Regions from separate parts of the Mus musculus genome. Here region 1 is linked to region 2. The links are chromatin loops, found by intact Hi-C in ENCODE. Cell type or tissue: heart. All regions are shown on one strand. Each heading gives the region's core, and the rest is flanking DNA. Links, peaks and the distances in the headings are about the cores only.

What was found. Peaks named below come from ENCODE experiments on the same cell type or tissue, not always from the same donor. Only the 100,000 strongest peaks of a DNase experiment are listed, where the experiment ranks them.
Region 1: it touches region 2 in a loop (2.1-fold over the local background); 3 of 42 quality-filtered maps call a loop at or near these places.

Annotation. Positions count from the first base shown.
Region 1 is chr2:136,827,972-136,840,709 of GRCm38, reverse strand. Gm46767 (a long non-coding RNA gene) reads left to right here and starts at 8,117. Exons shown (of 3, transcript XR_001783485.2): 1 at 8,117-12,738. In heart, for the core only: no CTCF peak of the experiment used is centred there; a DNase peak (open chromatin) is centred at 7,509.
Region 2 is chr2:136,874,683-136,887,420 of GRCm38, reverse strand. It overlaps Mkks (McKusick-Kaufman syndrome), which reads left to right. Exons shown (of 6, transcript NM_021527.2): 2 at 1,721-1,948; 3 at 5,782-7,170; 4 at 9,631-9,806; 5 at 11,222-11,332; 6 at 12,715-12,738. The coding sequence starts at 6,186. Among named protein-coding and RNA genes, the nearest start is that of Mkks, 10 kb to the left of the region's middle. In heart, for the core only: no CTCF peak of the experiment used is centred there; no DNase peak of the experiment used is centred there.

The DNA.
Region 1 (12,738 bases), core at 5,986-8,485, 49 kb after region 2:
CATCAAGTCTCTAGCCCTTACAGAGCCTCAGTAGTTGGCTACACAAGTTAACAAACAACTTCTTGAAATGACAATTGGCAATGCAAAATATCAAAGTATTGTCTGCCCTACTGTTGCCATTTAAATAAGTAATGTCCCCAGAGGCTCATGTGTTTGAACACATAGTTTCAAGATGATGGCATTGTTTGGGGATGTTATGGAACTTTTAGGACATGGAGATTTACTGGAGAAAGTAAATCACAGGGGATGGGCTTTCCTGTTCTCTCTCTCTCTCCTCCTGCCATGCCTGCCATTTGCTGTCACCCATCCCTACCATGGTGAACTTATCTCTCATGTGCGGCTTGGCAATGAGCATGCGCATGAGCTTTAATTCAATGTAAACACTTCCTCCTCTAGTTTTCTTCTTTCTGATCATGGTATCTTATCACAACAGCAGAAAAGTAACTATCCAAGCCTTTCCCCTCTTGCATTTACTTTGATTCTATGTTCCCATCACACAGAGAGGGGTCCTGATAGAAAACCATGGCGGGACCTGTGGGTAAATGCATTTGATGCCAGTCTTGACTACCTGAGTTTGATACATGGCACACACATAGTGAAAGAAGATAACTAACTTCCAAAGGCTGTCCTCTGACCTACCTACCTACCTACCCACCTACCTACACCCACACACAAACTGACTAAATAAGTGTATATAGTAAAATCTTTAAAAGTGATGAGCCATGAAGCTTTACCACTTCTCTTACTTTCTGATGCCATTTCCCTCTGTTTCCAAGTCTGTACTGAGTTTAAACTATATTCAGCAAAACCTAAGACATCTTTTCTAGGATTGTTCGGACCTAACTTTCAGCAGTGGTTGAGCATACATCTAGAGCTCTTTCTGCTGGAGCATGGGGAGAGTTTCCTATGAGACCTATAATGAAGAGAATGGAATGCAATACATCTTCTTTCCTCACACAGAGGCGTCTCCTTGAGGAGGGTAAGAATAGATCATATTTGGAGATTTTAGGGGAACCCTCCTAAGGGCACTATACATCTCCAGCCTTTGTTAGGCGCTGGCACTTTTTTGAAAATATTCCCATTGCTTATGTTCTACTCCAGGAAGAAGAGAACTGAATGTATACAAGGGTTACTAACAAACAAACTTTTGATTTTAGAATAGCAAATAGATGTATAGTGGTAAATATGCTGAGTAGGGAGAAGTTGAGTGTTGATATTAACAAGTATATTCGGAAAATAGGGAAATCCATATGCCTATCTAAAAGATTTAGACAATTCTTCCTGTCCCATAGGAATCTTTAGCATAGGAGGGGCGTTTTCAGATGGTGGCTCATAAGTTTTATCCTGGTTAAGTGAAAATCTTTTTTCCTCTGGCCCTTGGAATTGACGATGCCCAGTGTGCAGAAAGGACAATGTTCCTCAACTCTGGAACTCAATTTACAAATGAGATCAGAATATTAGGCTCTCTATCATTTGCCACAGATAGGAAGAAGTTAAGAGGGAAATTCAGAAGGAAAGTAAACTTCTCCTCCTCCTCCTTTTCTTTTTTTTTTAAAGTAGGTAGTATACATGCCTATAACACATGCATGAATTTGTCTCTTGCATTATTTTATGACCTGGTTATCCAGCCAGTAGAGTCTTTAGGTGGCAGGTATCAAGGTTGCTTTAAACTGTCCAACATATACCTGATACAGATGGCTAATGAGAAAGGAGAGAGCAAAGATGCAGTTAAAGGGGCAGGGTGTGAGCTGTTCTTTGGGAAGAATACCTCCTGGCTGGCTTTCTATCTATGTACTGAGGGGGTCCTGTGATCAGTTGAACTCCAGGTTCTTGGTGGCTTTATTAAATAACTGAGAAAGTGCACATAGTTGATAGCAGCAGTTTTTATTTAGAAAAGAGAAAAAAGAAAAAAGAAAAAAGGCAAATACATTATAGGGAAAAGGCAGGTTTTGAACAACATGACTTTAGAACCCTAGTTATTTTTCAGGGTTGTCTCTTATGAGTTTACATGGAGAGGAACTGATCCCCAGGGGCAGGAACTAGGTGGATCCTTTCCCTGACTGGCAGCTGGATTGTTATAGAACTTTGGAGGTTCTCTCTCTGTCTTTCTGTCTCTCTGTCTGTGCCTGTCTTTCTCTCTCTCTCTCTCTCTCTCTCTCTCTCTCTCTCTCTCTCTCTCTCTCTCTCTCTCCCTCCCTCCCTCTCTCTCTCTTTCTCTCTCTCTTCCTCTTTCTATCTCCCTCTCTGTCTCCCTCTCCCCCCTCTCTCTTTTCCCCCATCTCTCTGTGCTATACATTCCATGCTTTTAAATCACTATAATCCCCACCATGCATCCACGTGTGATGGTAAATAGGACTTTCCCCTGACAGGTTGCTTTTAAGAACAGACTTGTATTATTTATAGTAAATGCCCTTCTGCCAAGGGCAGTTCTGGCTTAAGCTAGCCTTACTTATCTCTCTACAAGGAAATACTTGACCAAAATTGCTCATGCATGGGGAGGAGCTGGGTGTTGTCCTATTGGAAAGGATTGGACACTGTTTATTGTTGAGACTTGTCAAGGTTAAGATTAGCTTTCAAAGTATTGAAAGGTGCTTTGCAAGTAGCCAACAAGGGAGAGCAATTTATAACCCATGTAGCTGTGACACCTATGAACAATTAGTCACCAGCATGGAACCATATCCCTAAAAGTGCCATAGTGGTTGTCTTAGTTATGGTTTCATTGCTGTGAAGAGACATGACCACAGCAACCCTTATAAAAGAAAACATCTAATTGGGGCTGACTTACAGTTTCAGAGGTTTAGTCCATTGTTATCATGGCAGAAAGCATGGCAGTGTGCAAGCTTGGTGCTGAAGTTGCTGAGAATTCTGCATCCTGATCCAATGGCAACAGAAGGAGACTATGTGCCACACTAGGCCAGCTTTACACACCTTTAATGCTCTTGATAGGGGCCTTGCTGCACATTAGCCACATCAGAGATGCTGAGTACAAAAGAAAGCCATTAACAGCACTGCATAACACAAAAAAATAAAAAATAAAAAGTAGCTTTCAATTACATCAGTTAATTAAACACTGCATAACACACAATCTTTTTTTAAAGTCGCTTTCAATTACAGTTTGGTACTTTCATTATTTTCCATCATAAATGTTGAAGAATTTTCTCCTCATGGAGGGAGGGAGGAAAGGGTGTGGAGTCTACCCAAATGCTCAGAGTGGCTCTTCAGCCAGGAAGCTCACTGTCTGGGAAGTTGGTCTTCAGGCTCACAGCGTGGCAAGGAGCTTCCTGGGATGACATGGAATCCAAAAGTCAGAGTAAGGTTAGTTTCACTGCAAGCTGTAGAACACTGTTGTGTGTCTCACTCGCTGCTCTCTGCTTCATGTGTTCACCAAACAGTGATGACAGTCACTGCCCCAGACCAAAGCAGCGGGTCTCAGTAGACCACGACTTGGTGCTCCAGGGCAGGTGGAATCCCTAGGCAGAATCACTCCAAGTGCAAACAAGCTGTTTCTAAGAACCTAGAGTCACCAGGTTGGGGGAGTTGGCATTAGACACACCTTCATTCTGTGAATTACTCTGGACTCTGTGGGGGGGGGGCGGGGGGGGAGGCATCTCTCAGATTAAAGTGCCTGGTTATTTGTTTGTTTCCAAGTTAAAACATCCTGACCCTGACTATGTGCCACTATAGTGCCACTTCCTATGGCCAATTATTTTAGCACATGAATCTCTGGGGCTATACTTATTCAAACCGTATAGCTTGGTGTAAACCATAGCTGTCTAATCGGACTCAACGCCCACTCAGCAGGAGGGAAATCATGCCTGACACTGTGAACCTAGCCAACATCTTGTAGCTAGTGAGGTCATGGATCTTAGAGGAGAATCTATTACTGCCACTTTCCTAAACTAGTATAATTCCTAACTGTACTCTCAATATTTAACTTCACACACACAGATAGGTATGGCTCTCACATCTCACCCAAGAACCTTCTCTTTGCAGCAGGGATTATTACAGAAAAATCACAACTGATCAAAGTACAGAAAACAACTGATCACAAGGTACTCAGCCCCAACTCATAAATATACAATACAACCCTATACTGGTGGCTCAGGAAAAACTGTGTCATTGGGGACAGAAAGATTGAATCACCTAGAAAACCAGGAAATCAGTTGTGAGATTGTGTCTTCTGGTATGACATGGGAGTCATGAAATCTCAATAATATGGTTGACCAAACAAGACCTGAACTATGACATGTACCAGTTAACAAGCCAATGTAATTGGAAGAAATCTAATGAGGTCCCACCCCTAGATGAAGACCTATAGACAATTAATGATTTCTTAGAGAGGGAGAATCTGTTTTCCCAGGAATGTGCCCCCTAAAATACAGAGAGACATAGAAGACATTAAATCGAGTTAGCTTATATGTATGTAAACATTATTTTACATTTCATTGTAACAAAAATTTAAGAAGATATTAACATATATAACAATAATAATGAAAGAAAAAGAAGCTATGGATTTTAAAGGGAGTGGGTGATAGAACATAAAAGGAGTTAAAAATCTATAATTATCTGCAGGAATTGAGGTTTTCCTTATTCTTACCCGCCTCAAGATGGCACCAGTGTTCCTGGAAGGTCTCCTACTTTTAGAAACCCATACTGCTGCTCATTGGCCTTTTCTAGAGCACAGAATCTAACCCTTTACTTTTGCAGAGCATGTTTTATAATCAGAGATGGTATAAAGAAAGTGAGTATTTAGATACAGACAAGTATATAACTTGTTAACATCGGGTTATTGAAAGCTATTTGTCTGTGTAAGGATGGCGGTAGAGGGACCTTCAAGATCTTGTCAGTTAAAAGAGGCACCTTTGGCTGACTTAGCTGTTACCTAACTGTCCTGATTCCTGGGAATGTCAGAGGTGCCATAGTGGTGCCTTAACGTAAGCGATTACTCCTGTATTAGTTACATTTGGGTCACTATGATAAAACACCATGACTAATGCAAGAGTTTTTTTGGGCTTAGGGGAAGTTAGTAATGGTGGAGTGAAGACAGCAGGGTGCTGAAAGATTACATCAATAACTGCATGTCAAGAAAAGAGAGTGAGTTGGAAGAGGGGTGACTCTATGAACTCTCTAGACTACCCCTGTGATGTGCTTCCTCTATCAAAGCTGCACCAACTCCCCAAACATTACCAGCCACTGAAGATCAAGTGGTCACATACACAAGCCTGTGGGGGATATTTCGCATTCAAACTCCCGCAACTAGGTCAGTTTTAACAAATGGTAAGCAACATTGGGCATCTGGATTGTACAGATGTGGCTGCCATTTTGTCCATTAAGGACTAGACAAGGTAGAATGTGACAAATGAAAATTGGTTCTGCTCTTCACAAATCAAGGAGTCGAGTGTGGCTACACTAGGAAGTAAATAAGTTAATTCCCAATGTTAACTTTACTTGAGCCCTGTGCTGTCAGAAACCATCACAGTTAAGAAATCCTGTAAGCATTTTGAGTTCATGAAACAATGAACAGGAAATAACTTCCCTGGGGCTTAAGACTTTTAAGTACGATTGGCTCTCCATTCTGTCAATGAATTCCAACCGTCTTAAAGTTTTCTTCCTGGTGTTCCTGTGACAAGTCCAAGAGTATACAGTCTCCAAGAGTATCACTTCCACACTCCCATCCTTTGTCTCATGATTGATTACCTGAGATTATGGCTTTAGTTACACATACAGAGACATTTTCCCTTCAACTAATAGAGACTTGCCGCATTGCAGAATCCTGACTCTGTCATCTCACTTACACTTGTCTGGGCCTCCCCATGAAAGGCCTGGCAGGGTCTTGCCAAGACACTGCAATGTTCTATTTCAACTGCCTGGACAAAGTCCATTTCCTTATCTTTGCCTTTGGCAAAGCTTGCAATAGTAATCCTTACTGACTGTGGGTGGGTAAGGGTTAACCTTGGCAGAAATGAAGCTTCCCTTATTTATTGCTTCTGAAGTTTGTTACAGAATTTAGAATGGGTGTTCTTGTAAAACTTGCAAAATACATTATTCCCACCTAACTTTCCTCTTCTCTTTGCTTTGGTAAATCTGAGTTACCACATTTTCAAAGCTCGTTGGATACCAGTACATCTCTTGGCCCCAACTCTGGTCTGTCTTAAGATCACCCTTAGTAGGCACTGCTGTCCTTCTTACCTGCCAAGGTGCTGACAGTGTTTGAAAAGGGCAGAAATTCTTAATACAGAAATTCTCTAAATGTTTTAAAGGTGGAGTGAGGGCACAGAACTGATCTGACAAACGTTGGAAGGCTTTGCTCTACAGCCAGTCAAACATTGCTCTCCACATTTGCATTTTACTCAGCACTATCATTCTGTTTTTCTACAAACCTGTTTATCCTCTGAGTAATTGTCTTATGGAAGAAATATGTATTTCTTTCATTTTATTTGTCACAAAATTAAAACACCTCAATCACACCTCTATACTACCCTAAAAGACATGCTTTATTCAAAATAGAATTCTACACGTAGCAAGGAAAGTTTTCTTTTCTTTTGGTTTCTGTTCTGTTTTTGTTACTGAAAGAGCAGTCTAGAGATTGGTAAACACTCCTCTGTGTGACCTTCATTGCATCAAGTCTATGTTGTGGATTCCACATTAATGACTAGGTAATGGGGAATTAATAAGTAACAAGAGACATACCTCTTAACTAAATGGGCCCAGGTCTGAGGTTTTAAAATCCTGACCGTTAAATGTACTAAATTTAGGTTCTAATTAAAATTTATTAAATAGACTCAACACTCTATATGAAAAAAAAATAGAACCTATATTTAGGTTTGCCTAAAATCAGGGCATCAGCAATAAGGCATCTGTGAGGACTAAAAATGTCACACTCGGTTAATTACTGCTTTTGTAAAACTCTATGAAGCTATTATCAGCCTTTTTATAAACAAAGGTGTCAATATATAAATACTTACGTTTATAGAACTTTCTCTGCACATGAAATTTACAGATAGATCACCTACTTATTTCTCAGTTATCTCTCTGCCCACCACCAACCTGTTTTCACTAAAATCATAAGCCTTATTTTTATATCTGTATTTTCTAGTTTGCCTTTGGAGCATAACTTGGCAGAATAGATATTCCTGCAGATAATTAAGTGATTATGATAGATTTTGGAGACAGGAAAAAAATGGCGTGACATCAAGAGAAATATAAAACTGAACTTTTTCTTTAGCAACTGAATGACTAGAACCATACACTAAACAATCAAATTATTTTCATAGTGCATGATAGCTTATGGTTTGAACGTGAAATATTCTCCCTCCGTTGATGTGTTCAAACATTTGTCCCTAGTTGGTGGTGTTGGTTTTCAATGTTGTGGTATTTTTAGAAATTGAAGCCTTGCTTGAGAAAGTGGATCACTGGGTAGACCTTGACATTTTTATAGCCTGACCCTACTTCCTGTCCAGTCTTGCAGGCTTCTTGCTGGCAGGTCCAAGCTAGAGGAGAGAACCCGGCCCAGCCGAGTCTCTCCAGGGCTGAACAGGATGCTGAGTGTCTCTGCCCAAAACAAACACACCAGGGCTAGGAGTTTGTCAAAGCAGGAACTCAACCTTATGACATCAGCCTCTTGCTTATATAAGTTCGGAACATAGGGAGGGGAACTTTTAGTGGGGTAAAATGACATAGGAGTCAGGAAAGGGTGATGGAGGGTATGGAGTGACTGGCAGAGCCAGTGGCAAAGCTCTACATCAGCAATGGCAGGGCAGAGGCAGGGTCAAACAGGTCTTGCTGAGTCATCCTGATGTGGAAGTGACTGAGCCAGGTCTCAAACTTGGGCCAGGCTTAGGCTCTCCCTCAAGGCCACAGAAACTCCAGCCAGGCTCGGGTTTTTCCTCAAGGCCCAAGCCAGGGCCAAAATGGGGCCCGAAAGAGTCTCTGCTTTCTGACTGGGTGACATGTGTCCATTTGCCTTACACTCATGTATGCCATCTCTGTCATGAGAAATTGTGTCCTATGTTTCTCTATAAACCAAAATAAATCCTTCATCCCCCAAGTGATGTTTGTTAAGTATTTGGTCACAATTGTGAACAAGTTAACTAATACATAAGTTAATGAGAACATAGAACAATCTCTTCATTTTGAATCAATGAAGAGATGATTTGAGATCATTGTTCATTCCCTTTTCTAAATTATTCATAGTCTGAGTTAAACTAGAGGCAAAATAGAAGCATCGTTATGAAGCTTAAGTAACTTCACTTCTACATTATTTTAAAGGAGCTGCATAAGCATGTGGTTTTATCGTGATAACAATCTACAAGGCAAACACATGATTTAACGTCTCTATGCTTTGCAAAGCTAATATAATTTATTTTGTATTAATTGAAGGAGTGATAGGGAAAGTTGAGATAGGATCTTCCTATGTTCTCTGGGCTGACCTGAACTCATAATTCCCTAGCCTCAACCTCTCAATTTCTGAGATTGTAAACAATAAATGTTATTTAGTAAAACATAAAGGCAGGGACATCATGAGATTGCAGTGAGTCTTGGCTGCATAGTGAGATCTATTTCCAAAATCTTGAAGCTCCTGATAGTCAAGAATGATGGCTTTGGTGGTTTAAAGAAGAAATGTCCTTGATAATCAGAGGTATCAGTGGGCCTTGGTGGGTGACACTGTTTGAAAGGAGGAATTGAGGAGTCTTTAGTGGGGTGGAGCCCTGCTGGAGGACATGTACCACTGTGTAAGGAATGGATTATGAGGCTCTACTCTGTATGGGTGGTACTCATAACTCATCAAAAGGTAAGCAGTAGGCTACCAGGGTCCTCTTCAGGCAGTCTGCTACATGACAGAGCTCACAATCAGGAAGAGAGGCTGTCTCAAACCTAACAATATTCATTACATCAGGCTTTGAGGACCGAGAATTTGAAAAGGTGCTATGCTAGAAAAACATCAAGATGGTGAATCTCTAAAGCAGTTGTGCTGAGGATAATATGGAAGATGGAGGCCTGGCACTAGAGGCTTTGGAGGGGAACAATATTAGTAACTGAGCTAAAGGCCACTTATGTGATATTTTGGCAAATAAATAGGCTATTTCGTAGGAAAAAATAAGGTGCCCCAGGGCAGGACTCCTCCCAGCTAAACTTCCAACTTGTAGAATGAAAAAGCCCAAGGGGTCACCTGCTCCTCCTAGAAGGCAATTGCTTCAACACACAGATGCTGCTGCTAACATGGTGGAAAGTAGCTGAACTTGGCAGTGCCATCCACATGGCACTGGCTTTAGTGACATGAAAGATAGAAGAGTGAAAGGGTTATGGGTTCTCCTCTCTGGTTTCAGACAGCCATTGAGGGCAGGAAGCAAGTGGCAGAAGAGTTTCTGAATGAAATCCTGGAGAGGGCAGGAGATCCAGAGAGGCCCTTGTGTCAAGCTGTGATGGTAGAGTCTATGTGGCAGTGTAGATTCCAAGCTGTTGGAGATTCCTGAGCCATGATATATCTACTAAGGAATGTTGCATACAGGGAACAGCTCTAGTCCAGGAGAAAGATGTGTGTTTTAGGCACGTAGAACCATCTAAGCCCTGTGAAAATGTAGTCCATGAGCTGTAGTACTACAGCTGCAGGATTTGATGCTTTCATCTGACACATCTGACATTTTCTCACTATGCTCCTCTCTCTCTCTCTCTCTCTCTCTCTCTCTCTCTCTCTCTCTCTCTCTCTCTGGTTTTTTGAGACAGGGTTTCTCTGTTTTGGCTGTCCTGGTACTCACTCTGTAGACCAGGCTGGCCTCGAACTCAGAAATCTGCCTACCTCTGCCTCCCAAGTGCTGGGATTAAAGGCGTGCGCCACCACTACCCAGCTTTTGTCCTCTTTTTAAGTCTTTCCATGTAAAAGAAAATATTGTAAAAAGACGATAGGTACTTTTAAAGATTGATGTAGTGTGAAGTGGAAACTTCACATTTCTTTGGAAAGTTAGTTATGTCAATGATGTTTTGCTAGGGCACACAGGTGAAAGGATGTCTTGCTAAAGCAAACACATGAAAGACTGTTTTCCTGAAGTGGACACAGGTGAAAGGATGTTTGGATATAGCAAACACGTGAAAGGATACTTGATGAAGGAGTATAACTATGACCCCACAGATAGTGGGAAACAAGCACTGAGTATTGGTTTGGTTTGCTCTGCCTTGCTATTCTTAGCTAAGACACACATGCACTGGTTCACCTTACATAGCATTGTTGAGCTCAACTTGTGGTAGTGTCATCATTGAGAGAAACTTGCCCAAGAACTGCTCATGGGGTTTATGAGGTTCCTGTGGTAGCTGCCACTTCTGCTGCCTTGCCTTAGGCCAGGGGGTGAGCCTGGCGGTTTCTTCAGGGTTGAACTACAGCTGCCTGGTGTCTGCTTGCTGAAAGGACTGGACTATAGCTGCTGGTTCCTGCCTGGTTCCTGCCTGCCTAAAGCACTGGTCTGCAGCTCCTGAGTCATCTTTGGTGTTTGCTATGGGACTGAACTTCTGCCAAAGAAGATCAAGCTCACCCCCAAAGAACCATTGCTGAACAGGTCCACTTCCCCCACATCCTAATAACTTTTCTCTTCCACCACCTCTGCTGGGTGATGGGATAGAGGAGATACTGAATCCTTATTAAAATCAGGTTGCAAAAAAATGTCTGCCTACAGAAGTGCATTTTGCATTATGATATAGCCACGCACCTGTGGAAGCCAAGGAGTAGAATGCAGTGTTTTAAATGAAAAAATATCATCAATAGGCTCCAATAGTTGAAAACTTGGTTCCACCTTGTTGGTGCTGTTAGAGGAGATAGTGCAGCATTGCTAGAGAAGTATGGCACTGAGGGTTCGCTTTGAGATTTTATAGCCTTGTAGAGATGATGGCTCAGTGGTTAAGAGCACTGAATGCTCTTACAGAGAACCCAGGTTCAAGGACCACTTATAGCCTAGGAAAACCTGATGCCCTCTTCTGGCCTCTGTGAGCACTGAAGACACATGGTACAGTCAAAGTACCAATTCAGAGAGAGAGAGAGAGAGAGAGAGAGAGAGAGAATATGCTTTCTTCATTTTGTGCTTATGGTTAACAACTTGTTCTCAGCTTCCTGCTTTGACTGCCTACTGCCTGTTCTCATGCCTCCCAATTCTCTGTGAAGCCATAATACAAAATAGACTCTTTTATAGTTTGATTTTGTCCATGGTGTTTATCATAATAACAAAAGACTAGCTAATCAGCAGTATACTCTCATGATTTCAACATTCTGGAGGCTGAGTCCTTCACGTGATGAGTAGATGATGTAGTATGAATATATAATGGAGCTCAATTCAGCTGTAAAGAAAAATAAAAATGTATTTTCAGGAAAATAGATGAACCTGAAGATAGCCTGAGTGTACAGCCCAGTCCCAGAAAGACAAATTGTCTAGGTCCTTTAGTCATTACAGGTTATAATGGAATGCCCAAAATGATATAGCTCCTTTTGATGATGTATTGTGAGGGCTAAAGTTATGTTGTAAGTTTAAATTGTTGTTCTTAGGAGATATAAAAAAAAATGCCTTTAACCTGTAAGTCCCACTTGCCCAAGGGCAGATAACTTTCTGGAATCCAAGGTGTGTGGAGGGGAGTGGTGTTCATGAAAAATAACAAGTTTTCACTTCTGTAAGTAAGGTTGGTTGCCCCCACTACATGTGCTTGATCATATGTGGGTGGGAGGTACACAGGCAGGAACTATGTCAGGATGTATGTTTGCCCCTGATTGGATGAAGGCGGGAGAAACAAAGCCTTGTGAGATTTGCCTTTATAAGCACCAGACTGTTGTAATTCACAACCATTCTCCGGGAATCCTGGGTCTGGGTCTGGGTATGTGCATCACCCTTACTAGTATTTGTCAATATTTAATAAATTTTGCTTCAAATTTGGTTTAAAATTGTGGTTCTGATGTTATTCTCATGGAATTAACAGTACATGTTGGGGTCAGGATTATCCAGAGTGCATCTCTTTACATCAATGCTTTGCGTTATAAATCTGTTTTCCAACCCTTCACTCACAATTTCTTGGGCCAATGGCTTTCTTTAATGCTGATCAGGGAATCTACTTCTTCATATAAAATATTATATATACTGCAGCAAAGTAGAAATAGTAGACATAAAAAGTGAAAAGAGCCACTCACTCCAGTATCTTGATGAAGTCTCAATCTGAGAGTAAAGAATTTCAAGACAATTATTAAAATTTGCTGTGAAGGTTGCCTAAACAGAGATAGTATTTCTTTTATATAGACACTTCAAATAAGGATGTTAAAATAGCAAGAAACCACACTTAAGACCCAAGTGTGTTTTGGGCGAGGTGACATTCCTTAGAAACCCTACAAACAATGCAATTTCAAAGCCTAAAAAGTCCTACCTACAACTATCACTAAGACCCTTAAATGTAAGTCTCTTGAAAAGCCCACATTTGTGCTTGGGTTGTATGCAATCTTTTCCCTGGGTGCCTTTCTAGTGATCATCAAGTTTAAATCTATGCTAAAACCTTCATCATGAACTCTAGGCTTCATGCTGGTTTGTCCTGACATTCTTTTTCTGCAACACAGTCAGGAAACCTATGCATAGCTCATGTTTCTCTTAATCCCACTGGTTGAAAATAAGACCACTTCCACAATTTAAAGCCTAATTTGAAGCAAACACTAATTAAATACTGGCCAGGTTGATGGACTCTCTAGCCAGGTCCATCTCTGGGTTTCCAGAAAATGTCCCC
Region 2 (12,738 bases), core at 3,561-6,060:
ACATAGCTATTTCTTCAAAGGTTGTTTCTTTAAGAGGAAAACTTTAAGAATCTTCTCTTCTAGCCATTTTTTCAGTTGTGCCTGGTGTCTACACTAAAGACCAAACTTGGACTGTTGCTTAAATTGAAAATAACAACTGTTTTTATAAGGACAGTATTTTTAAAAGAACTATTCAAGTCAATGATTGGAATTTACAACTATCCAACATCAACATTTTCATTAAAGACAAAGTAATAGTTAATATCAGACATCCCAAGCACAAGAGCCAGGTCAATTAATTTTAAGAACCTCGCTGGTATTCTCTTCATGAGTGTTTTGTTTTTCATATATTTTAAGCCGAAGGAAACTTCACACTGCCCAGAATGCCAGCAGATGGCGCCCAGGAAACCTCATAGACAGAATAAGAATCTCTTTTTTAAAAAGTCAAAGAACCCTGTATTCAAATGTTAGTAGAAAATAACTAAACAATTGTTTTAACTGGCACTGTTACAGAACAGAGAAATCTGATATCGAGACCCAAGTGTTTAGGATTTTCTAGGACATGTAATTGCCTTTTCTCTCTCCATTTTACTGTCATTTCTTTCAGCTTGGGAATGTAACAATCACATAAAACCTGACTAAAGTCTTACTGGAGAATTGAAGAGATAAAATCTCCTAATGCAGAAGTGAAAAGAGAAGAGTTGCCATCATAGAAAAGAAATAGACTTTAAAGATACTTGTGGTCTGATGTATGTAGCTCATTGTTGTCCCTTGGTGGCCCATATGGATGGTTGCCCAAAAGACTAGAACAAGGTGGAGGTGTAGAACTTCGTTCAGGCAGTGTTCCTTCCGTAGTAAAAACGAGCTAGGGTGAATGGAGCTAATCTGAGCAGAATGGATGGTGTAACTATAAGATACTTGTGCTCTGATTTAGGGCAGAATGGATGGTGTAGACACTTGTGCTCTGATTTAGGGCAGAATGGATGGTGTAGACACTTGTGCTCTGATTTAGGGCAGAATTGATGGTGTAGACACTTGTGCTCTGATTTAGGGCAGGTAGCATGAGACCATGGTCAACCTCTGCAATCCAAGGCAGGCTCAGAACATGAAATGTGATGCACTAGGCTCATTTACCACTGTGACAAATGTCCCCACACACTGGGAGGCGTTCATCTTCATACCATTGTGGAAATTCTAGGTCAGTGCTCCCAAGCAGAAGCTCCTTCTAAACTTTTGAATAATATCCTTTTTTCTTTGTTTTGTTTCCATTTTTTCTAGACAGGGTTTCTCTGTATATCCCTGGCTGTCCTAGAACTCACTGTGTAGACTAGGCTGGCCTCGAACTCAGATTCATCTGCCTCTGCCTCCTAAGTGCTGATATTAAAACTGTGCACTACCACCACCCAGCTTGAAAAATATCTTTATAGTCAACTTATTTTTTAAATTTGTGTATTAGTAGTTATCTTTACTATATGTCTGCACACTGAATATGTTCCTGATGCCAGCGGAGACCTGAGTGTTGTATCCCCTGGAATTGGAGTTACAGATGGTTGTAAACTGTTTTTGTGGTTGTTGGGTTCCAAACCCAGGTCCTCGTCAAGAAAAGCAAGGCCACTGAGCCATCTCTCCAAGCTATAAGTGAAATTTTATTGAAATACAATATTGTTTGTGTTTGTTGGCATGATTTGAGACCATTTATGTTTTGGAGTTGATTTAATTTTCCCTTTTAATCTTTTCTTAGGTGTGCTGATGTCAACAGACTATGAGCTTTCAGAATCTCTGGAGAGAGTACAAAGTTCTGATGGTTATGGTACCATTAATTGGGTTCATACATTTGGGGTGGCACAGAATCAAAAGCAGCCCTGTCTTCCAAGTTCCTAAGGACGATACCACTGAGCTGGATAGTCTGGGACTTGCAAGTCCACCAAAGAGCCAAACCTAGGAGAAGTAGCCATCTTGCAGTTTTCAGGTAAGTTCCATTAAATCTGGTCAACAGTGTATTATTTCCCAGGAAGAAAAAGACTAAACTGAAAATAAATAAACTGTTATTTTTTTTGTTAAGGTACATCCAAATAGCCCTTTTTTTTAAGACAAAGATAGGCATATTTGCAGTTCAAAATAATTTATGAATAAAAATCACTGAAATCAAGAGGATGTGATTATATAATTCAAGTCTCTAATCCTTCATTCATAATCCCAAAATTTGAAAAGTTTTAAAAAGCAAAACTTTTGCATAGTGACAATTGTGGCATTTCTGTGTCTTTAAAAAACACAGAAATAGTATAAGAAAGTGCTTTCCTTTGGATTTCAGGTGTGGAGATATGGGTCTGCTTCTGACTGTCCCTCAGCAGCTATGATTTGCCTGCTGAGCTAGCAGAGGCATGGTTTCTTCAGCTGCAGATAGTTTCTGCAAGTGTGTGATATTTGGAATTCTGGAAACTTCAGAGAGCATAGAAATGCTAGGGCCCCAGGAGGTGGGGTTGATGGTTCTTTGTGGGTGAGGGGGGTTGTATGCAGTTTGTTAGTATTCATGCTCAAAGAAGAAACAAAAGGAAAGGAATTAGATTCTCTATCTCTGTCTTTTTCTCTCTTTCTCCTTCCCTCCCTCTTTCTATCCTTTTTCTCCTATCCATTGATATGGAGTCAAACTGGGAGGTGGGTTGGGAGAGTAAAAACAAAGTAACAAAAAACAGCTATGTATTTGTCAAACTCCTTTAGCAGCAAGACTTGATTTGAATTGACTTGAGGCAATTGGAAGTATTTCTTCCACTTAATCCTAAACTTTAAGTTCTCTGTAGAAATGCCTTCCATTCTGAGAATTGTGTTGATTGTGGTACACACTAACTTTTTTTTATTAGAGGACAGGGTATAGTGGCCGGCACCTGTAATCCCAGGATATAGGAGAGAACAATAAGACAGGAGGATTTACGTTAACATTTTACTTCCTGCTGCCCATAAATATAAAGTTCCTGTTGAGCTCTGTATGAACTAATAAACAGGATAAGTGAAGGAGCTTGTTTCCCTTGTAGTACACCGCCTTACAAAAATAGGCTATGGAGTACTGTGGTCCATGGCCTTAATTTACCAACTACTGTGATGGGCCAATCCATCTTGTCATTGGGCTACCCAATTATGCTGCTCAAATTCTGGACCATTTCTTTTCTGCTTCAATTTTGCCCCTCAATTAGTCACTTAGCCCAGAATGCATTTGTACAGAATAGGTAAAGGAACATGCTGTCTGCCTTCCAAATGCATCAGTGCTCTGGCAGTTTGAGTATCTGCTGTCAATTTAAGCGTGTGGTTACACAGTGTGTACTCCATGGCCATCACCATGTCTGCAGTGTTCAGTGTCCCTTCTTGCATCTTACTAAGTCGGTGCTTATGTTGGATTTTTGACGTGACCCAAGTAGTCTTTGGTGGAAATCTCAGCTTGAGTAGTTTTTGCCTCAGGCCTAAAATGAGTCAGTTTTACAAAGAGCCCTAATTCTCTTTAGGAGAAAGTAGTCTGCAATCATATTTTTAGTAACACTTTACATTCTCTTGATTTAGAAAGCAAAATTTTGTTGATGCTTCAGTCATCTATAGATTAGAGTGGGCCGGGCGGTGTTGGCACATGCCTTTAAATCCCAGCACTTGGGAGGCACAGGCAGGCAGATTTCTGGGTTCAAGACCAGCCTGGTCTACAAAGGGAGTTCCAGGACAGCCAGGGCTATACAGAGAAACCCTGTCTCGAAAAAACAAACAAAGAAAAAACATTAGAGGATCTGATGGTACATGCAGCAATCCTCATATGTCTGAAGAGAAGAGGCTCAGGAGTTAATTGTTACCCTTGACTACCTAGGATATTTGAGGCCAGCCTGAGCTACATGGGACCCTTTCTCTAGAAAGTAGGAAGACGATTTAAGATTTTATTAAAAATAACTACTATTGTTAAGATTTTGCTGAATCTAAAATAACCGTTGAAATAATTCTACTATCTTCACCTTGTTAAGTTGTCAGGATTTCATGCCTCCCAGCATGGACTTTACTCCCTAGGCTTACGTGGACTGCTGCTGCACACATGCATCTCCACTGGGATGTGATGACATTGTGTGGTGCAGAGATTGTGACGAGTCATGACCCCCTTTTCTCTTGGTTGGCTAGGACATTCTTTAGGGCTTCTGTATTTATTTGCATTGATCAACATTTTGGTGAGCATTAGTTAACTAAGGACTCTAAAAATAATAGACTAGTACTTAAAACTATAAAATTAACTCTGACTTTAACCGAGTCTTTATAGCATAGTTTGTATACTAATATAGTTGTTTTGCAGATTGATTCAACTAAATGCAGACTATACTAATGAGTTTGTGCAGTAGGAATACTAGCAACTACTGATTTAGTTTCTTGTCCTGTTACTTTAACAAAATATCCTGACAAATTTAAGGTGGGAGGGAATTTTTTTATTTTTTGGCTTACAATTTCAAGCTACAGTTCTTTATTGTGCAGAATCTAAGGTGACAAGAACTTAAAGTAGCTAGTCTCATATCCACAGTCAAGAGCACAGAGCACTGACGCACCCAATTTTCTTTCATTCTCTCTCTCTCTCTCTCTCTCTCTCTCTCTATATATATATATATATATATATATATATATATATATACATATATATATGTGTGTGTGTGTGTGTGTGTGTGTGTGTGTGTGTGTGTGTATGTGTGTATTTATATATGTTAATTTTTTTTCTAAAATCCTTTCCTTAGAGAATGGTACTACCCACACTGCAGGTCTCTCACTAATTGAGTAATTACCCCATTGAGTTTCCCATCACAGTGACTCTAGAATGTGTCAAGCTAACAGTTAAAATTAACCATCATAGCTATCTTGCTGTCATGTTATGTACAGACAGGATTTTATCTTTATACATTCCTATTCAAGCGTAGTTTCAAAGCTAAACAATGATTTTTTTTTTTTAATTACACCAAATAAAGAAATTTTCAGCACTGGAAACCGTTTTGTTTTGGACCTGTACAGGCGCTGGGCAAACTGCCACAGTTGCTGTGAGTTTATGTGTGTGCCATACTACTATGTCTGGAAGATGGTTTTCTTGGGAGTCATCCATCACCTCTAGCTTTTATACTCTTTATACCTCCCCTTCCACGTGGTTCCTGTGGTTTGATGAAGATTTCCCATTTAGGATTGAGTGTTTCAAGGTCTCTCATTCTCTGCACATTTTCCTCTTGTGAGACTCTGAGTCCTTATCTACTACAGGAAGAAGCTTCTCTGATGACGGCTGAACAAGATTCTAATCTATAATAGGAGTCATTTTATTGCCATGATCTCTTAACAGAATAACTGGGGTTTCCTCTAGGTTAAGTATCTATTTTCAGGTTATTGACCACTTTGGCAGTGTCAGGCATGGGTTCTGTTTCATGAAATGGACCTAAAAATCCAATCACGTAGTGTTTGCTTACTCACATGGTTGTACCACTAGTGCACCAGCAATAGTGCAGACAGGTCACTGTTGGAGGTCAAAGGGTTCGTAGCTGGGTTGATGTTTCTTTCTCTTAGGGTAGTGTGCAGAGTACCTTCTACTACTGTGAACACTAGTCAGTAAGGGTGAAAAAGCCTCAGTTTTCTAATGTGCCATTTGTCTTCTAGAAGCAAAGGAGTATTAAGTCCATTGGGTTCCCTTTCTCACTTCCAGTAGGCTTGTGACAGTTAACATTCTCTTTCTTAAAATTGAGCAGAGTATTAAAATTACTAAATTTGCTACCTATAAAGTATTATGGAATTATTCTAAATTTTTTTAATTTCTTATAGAAAGAAGCAACTTTGAATCTGAACTTGATAATAAAAGAAGAAATGAAAAACCCCAGTTGGATTAGAAAGAACTGGCTTCTTGTGGCTGGGGTGACTTTCATAGGCGTCCATCTTGGAACATACTTTATACAGAGAGTTGCAAAAGAGTCTGTGAGGTCTGAGGCCAGAGGCAGACAAAAGAATATTGAAGAATGAAGCAAAATAAAGACTTTGGATTATTAATGTCATTAAATTAATCTATGCTGGTTATTGTCTGAAACCACTTGATTTTGTAGCTGGTAATGCTGCATGTGCAGACTCATACCTGGAGACCAGTCTTTAATGTTCAAACACATGACAGTGCAATAAAATGAAAGCCATATGAACAAACTAAAGCTGCCTTCACAAGTTACACCTGAAGCAGGATGTCTCGGTTAGAAGCTAAGAAGCCATCGTTGTGTAAAACTGAACCATTGACAAGTGAGAAAGTCAGGTCCACACTTTCTGTCTTGAAAGGAGTCATAGCCTCATGCTATGGCCCTTCAGGGAGGCTGAAGCAGCTACACAATGGATTGGGAGGTTGTGTGTACACAACCTCACAGTCCTCAGCCCTGCTTCGAAACCTTTCAGTCACCCATCCCGTATTAAAGATCCTAACGTCATCCGTGCAGAATCACGTGTCCTGCTTCAGTGACTGCGGCTTATTCACAGCCATTCTGTGCTGCAACTTGATTGAAAATATTCAAAGACTAGATTTGACACCCGCAACTGCTATTAAATTAAATAAATACCTCTTGAGTCTCTGTACCAGTTATCTCAAGTCTGAAGCCTGTAGTTGTCGAATCCCAGTTGACTTCAGAAGTACACATACCTTCCTCAGCTTGGTACACAGTATCTTAACAAGCAAACCAGCCTGTATGCTCACCAGAAAGGAAACAGATCACATAGGTGCTTTGATTTTGAAAGCTTTTTTACTTACAATTCCAGAAAGTACAGAAGAACGAATGGTTTTAGGGAAGAGTATAATTGTTCCCTTAAAGGGCCAAAGAGTTACAGATTCTACTGTATTACCTGGACTACTCATTGAAGCATCAGAAGTTCAATTAAGGAGGTTATTACCCACTCAAAAGGCAAGTGGCCTTAGGGTGGCACTCTTCTGTACATCTTTATCTGGAGATTTTTCTAATGCTGGAGAAGGAGTGGTGGTGGCCCATTACCAAGTGTCCCTTGAGAATGCAGTTTTAGAGCAGTTGCTTAATCTAGGAAGGCGACTAGTCACTGATCATGTAGACCTTGTCCTGTGCCAAAAAGTAATCCACCCATCTTTGAAACAGTTCTTCAGTGAGCGCCACGTTATGGCCATCGACAGAGTTGGGGTGACTCTGATGGAATCTCTAAGCAAAGTGACAGGTAAAAGGCTCTCCTGGCTTTTGCCCATTAAAGTTAATGCATCACTCTTTCTGAGCAGAGAGGTTTAGTTTGTGTTACTGTTAATACCTTGAACATTTTTAGAAGCCACCAACTTTACAGCATTTATATCATCTGTAAGCATGTCTGTTGTTTCTAGAAAAGATCCCATTGCCCAGTTACTAAAAACTAGAACGGCGGTGGCCATTCCCAACCTCAGGTGTAGTCTGTTGTGATCTAACCCTCAGATATTGTATAGGCAGTTGAAAGGTCTAACATAAGTATAAGGTCTTAAATTTACAAAGCTTTTAAATCCTCTAACATTCAGGACATGGTTTTTCTGGCTGGAATGCTTCATTTTCTCCACTTTTATTATAACTCCAAGAAATATATCTATGCTGGACATTTACCAAGAATATCTATAGCTGAGTTCTTAAGATCAAAGGGCACTCTTTACTGACACGGATGCTAATAGGCCTGGCCCTCAGACCTTTAAAATTAGTTGGTGAGTAACAATCACAAACTCAGCAGGCAAAGCACACATACATGGTTAGGACAAAAATAAGTTGAATTTCTCATATGAGTCACCTCTCAAATCAATGTACCCATAACTGCACTGACAAGCTCAAATTATCAGTTACGTTCATTTTGATTGCAGTGGTTGCCTTTTGCTGAGCAAGGTCCACCTGTGTTTTGGGGCTAGTCATAAAGTTCTGACCACAAGCTATCACACCTGCCTTGTGAGTTACAACCTACTGAATTAAAGTTCACTAAAAACCATGTATGCCAAACATTGGATATTGTCAACCTAGTGACCACCAAAATGAAAGTTACTAAGAACATGCAAATAGTTACTTGGAATTCATTTTTTATGATCTAAATTATCTACTAATTTGCATTAGTTTAACTGTTTGCAGCTTACTTCACCCAGTACATTGGCTATTCTGGATTTGTAAATTAAGGTGTGGGATGTTTTCCAGTAGCACCAGTGCTATGGGAAGCAGGCACTGGTTTTCTACACTAGTCCAAAATTGTTACTTAACTCAGATACCTAGAACACAAAATGAAAATTCCAATTCCTAAAATTTTCTGGTATCTGGGCATGATAGCACATACCTAATTCCAGCACTTGTGAGGAAGAGACAGGATTATCAAGATCCTCGGTCCTCATCTACATAACAAGTTCAAGGACAGCCTGGACTAACTCTCGGCAAAACAAATCTGCACTCCAAAAAAGTGAATTGCTACAAGTTATAGTTTTGATATTCAAATGTTAAGTGTTATTTCTTACGGAAGTCCATGTAGATTCCTTATATAACTTAACTACCTCTAGAGGTTTTGCAAATATTGAAATCACCTTTATTTATATTTTAATTTGTGATCTATGTAAGAATCAAGAACAGTATAGTGAATTAAGTGTTATATTCTTTATTTTTGCACTTGCATACCTATTTACATTAAAAGAAAAACTCATAGGCAAAAGGGAGTTAGTGACTTAAAGAGAGCCAAATGACTTCTTTTAAAAAGGACTTTTCTGACCCTTTTTCAAAAGTAATGAGGTCCTTAATGTGGTTCTTTTTTTTTTTTAAACAGGGGGATCCTGGACTTCCTAAAAATATGTTCATTTTTTTTTCATGTGCCTTTTCCTGAACATTCAAAATAGCTTTTAACAGATGTTCAGATAGGTAAGACTAGGCATGTAGCTTAGTGGCAGAGCATCTGCCTAACATTGGCATGGCTGGGTTTAATTCCTAGCAACACACACAAACACATACATACACATACAATTAAATGAATAAACAATACCAATCTGCCTAATTTTGTTGACCTGGAAAGTCCTGACCCCACTGTGAATAGCATTAAATCCTGGCAGGAGTTCTGAGACAGTATAAAGCAGAGAAGGTAAGCTGAGCACTAGCATGCACGCATGCGTCTTGCTGTCCTGACTCCAGGAATGGCTGCTTTGAGCTCCTGCTTCTGTAGCGTCTCTTCTGTCAGGAGCTGTGCTCCAGAATAACCCTTTCCCCCTTAACTTGCTTTTGATGGAGGATTTTTTTACAGCAATGGAAAAGTAACTATGACAAAATCCATAAACAAAAATAGCCCAAACAAGCAAAGATGGCCACATGTACATTTGTAATTTCAGCATTCAAAAGGCTGAAACAAGAGGATAATTGCATGTTCATCTTGGTCTACATGGTGAATTCCAGGCCAGACAGGACTACATAGCAAAATGCCATGCCAAAAAGAAGAGGAGGAGGAGAAGAAATAATATTTAAATAGAAGAATGTAAATTTCAGAGATCTAAGAAGATGCATTTTTATCCTATATTTCATATTTTTAATAAGCTTGGTGGAGTCCCTTATACTAGCTAGGAATTAATGTTTGTTGGTTTGTTGATATTGTTTTAAGGGTCTCATCTTTGCTTACACAGTTTATATTTTTTATACTTTACAAATATAGGAGCAACGCCTATTGGTTCTCTAAACCCAATAGTTTCTACTACTTATGGAAGTGTGAAAGATGTGTGCTCTGCAAGATTTGGCTCCAAACATTTTTTTCATCTTCTTCCTAATGAGGCCACTGTCTGCACCTTGCTTCTCTGCAGCAGAAATGACACCGCCTGGGAGGAGCTGAAGGTAGGTGGATTCCAAGGCCTTCAGCAGGGATGAAGCAGTCATGCAAAGGGTCTGCAGGGTGAGGTCTGGGTTGTTTGTTTTGGTTTTTCATATTTTTCTATAATTTCCACAATGATATAAATAACGAGACCAAAAGGGACAGAAGGAGGGCCTGGCAATATAGCTCAAAGGTAAAACATATGCTTGGTACATATGAGCACCAATCCCAGGACCATAGGAGGGCAGAGACAGGGCAAAGGCTCAAGTAAGCTAATTTAACGGCTGCTACAGTAAACTTGGAATATAGTGTACCATCTGTCATTTCTGCGCTTTATAAGAAACCTGAAAGTTCTTAATAGGAAGTTTTTCTGAGAAATTAATTTGAATTGTATACAGTATCCAGTCTTTGGGCATAGCAATACCACATTGCCATCTACAAACATGGTGTGCTACATTCGTAGCCATCCTGGGAAGCATGTCACTCGTGTGCCACAGGTTGAACATGGCTGGACTGAGTAGTACAGGTAATGCGTATGAGTAATTCAGTCAGAAAGTGGATTTCCTAGTCATTATCCATCTCCCACTTCTGAGTAGAGTTTATTGTTTTCTGTACATTTTATATAAGGGAACTGACAGCATAGGAATTGATCATGAGTTTAAAGATTCACATATGCTTAAAGATTCATCCTTAGTAAGTCAGAGATTTCTGTTTTTTACTTATTACTTAGTACTCACTATCATTTCTAAAACAATTTATACAATTGTATAACATTTATACAACTTAAGACTTATTTTTATGGAAATACCACCAAACCTCGTTAATGCGGATATTTTTAGGCCATATGTTTATGAGCAAAGTAGATGGAAAGAAAAATATTAATCTAATTTCATGAAAGAAGACCATTGTGTCCTTCATTCTCTAGTCATTATTGGAAATGTGAATTAGTCACATTAAAACTTTGATAAAATAGATGTTGTTCTTTGTAAATTAAAATCTGTTCCTTTACACTACTGAGATATCTGAGTGGGTAAAAGCACTGAATACCAGGCCTGATGACTTGAATACAGTTCTCAGGAGTCACATGAGGGAGGAAGAGAACTGACTCCCACAAGTTACCTCCACACTTATACCAAAGCACGTGTGCACACTGACCTACATACACACATGATAAACCTAACTTTTTTAAGTTAAGAAAAAATCTGGGTACCTACCACCAAGCTAGATGACTTAGGTTCACTTTGTAGAACCCACATAGTGGAAACTGTCCCCTGACCTCTACGCATGTGTCCTGGCCTGCCCTTTCTCTTACCACACACAGAGAGAGAAATGAAAATTCAAAAGCCTGGCTCTGAGTTCACAGTCTAAGATGCTATGAGAGTGTGGTGTGCTTTGTGTACTAGCGTGAGATCCCAACTTTAATTTGTTTCTTCCTTAGCTCACATGTCAAACAGCAATGCACGTCTTGCAGTTAACAATCAAGGAACCGTGGGTTTTATTGGGAGGTGGCTGTACAGAAACACACTTGGCTGCATATGTCAGACACAAGGTAAGCTAAACAGCCTCTGTACGTTATTTGAATTTTCAACAATTTTTGTTTTGTGAGACAATGGCCAAATCATAATACTCTAGGAACCTTTGCTACTTAACTTTTCAAAACTCAGATAATGTGGTTGACTTCAAGAAAGTAATAATTATAAATACAAGATGCTAAATTGATTGTGTTGGTTATTATGATTCTAATATAACAAATGATCATGTTCTTTGAGCATTGTCTATGTAAGGCATGTTGAAGCTGACATTCTGTTACTGGGAATTCTGAAATTCTCCAGCATCTGATGTTCTAATGCTCAAAACTAAAGAGCAATATAATTTTAAACATATCTCAAGTGTTTAGCTGATATGATAAGTACTTCATCAGTCTTTAGCAGTTTTCTGGTGTGCATTGTTTGTTTTTAAATCATAAAATTGTCCTTTTTATATTTAAGGAGTGACCATGGGTCAGCCATTTAGAATAAGCTGATGAAAGAGTTAATTCCTTCATTCTGTCACATGACCAGAAATACAGACTTTTCCTCTGACCAGCCATGTTAAAGTTTACAGCCTAGCAGGTTGACTCATACAGGCCAAGCAGCACTGTTGCCAGACGCTGAGTGATAAAGCTCACTAACTTTATGAACAAGGTTTTGATCAAGTATCCTATTTTTCTGAAGCATTTTTGTAAATGTTTCTTTGCTTTCCTCAGACGAAGGGATGAGATGAGAGCCATACCCAAGCTGTGCAAATGCATGGCTTGGATTAAGCCCAGAGCATTTTTTTCTCTGTTGTAATTATCCCTAGGCCTAGGCCTGGAAGCTTCTAGCAATCTAATCTTCTAAGCTAACTAACTGATTTATCTAGCTTCTCTCAGCTTCTGTCTGAATTGCTCTGCTTGGCCTTGCACTAACATTGGCAATCTGTTCTAATCTTCTGGCTCTTTCTCATTCTCTGACTTGTTCTGTCTTCACCTGTGTCTACCCTGTTCTTTTTCAACCTGTCTCTGTAAAACTGCCATACACACACACCGCACTCCTTCTGTCTCTCTCTCTCTCTGCTCTTAATAGCCTCTCTTTTCTGTGCTGTTGTTATGAGAGTTGGGCATATCCTATCTCTAATTCATTTTGTCATATCTCTGTCTGATTCGTCACTTTGTCTGCCCCTCAATTACTTGTCACTTTCAAACATGGCTTCTTCCTTCTACAAACTAGCCTTACCTTCATTGTTAGGGATGAAAGGTAAGGGACTCAGAGCATGTCTGTATTCCAGCCAGATCATAGAGATTAAGAAGGTCTTTGGATGTGATCCATTGTCAGAGCAGCCATGTTGCTGGATTAAAATTCCTCTACACATTTTCATATTAATATGTATGTTTTCACTGGCCACCTTCTTTAGGTTCATCACGAGGCAGAAGCTATT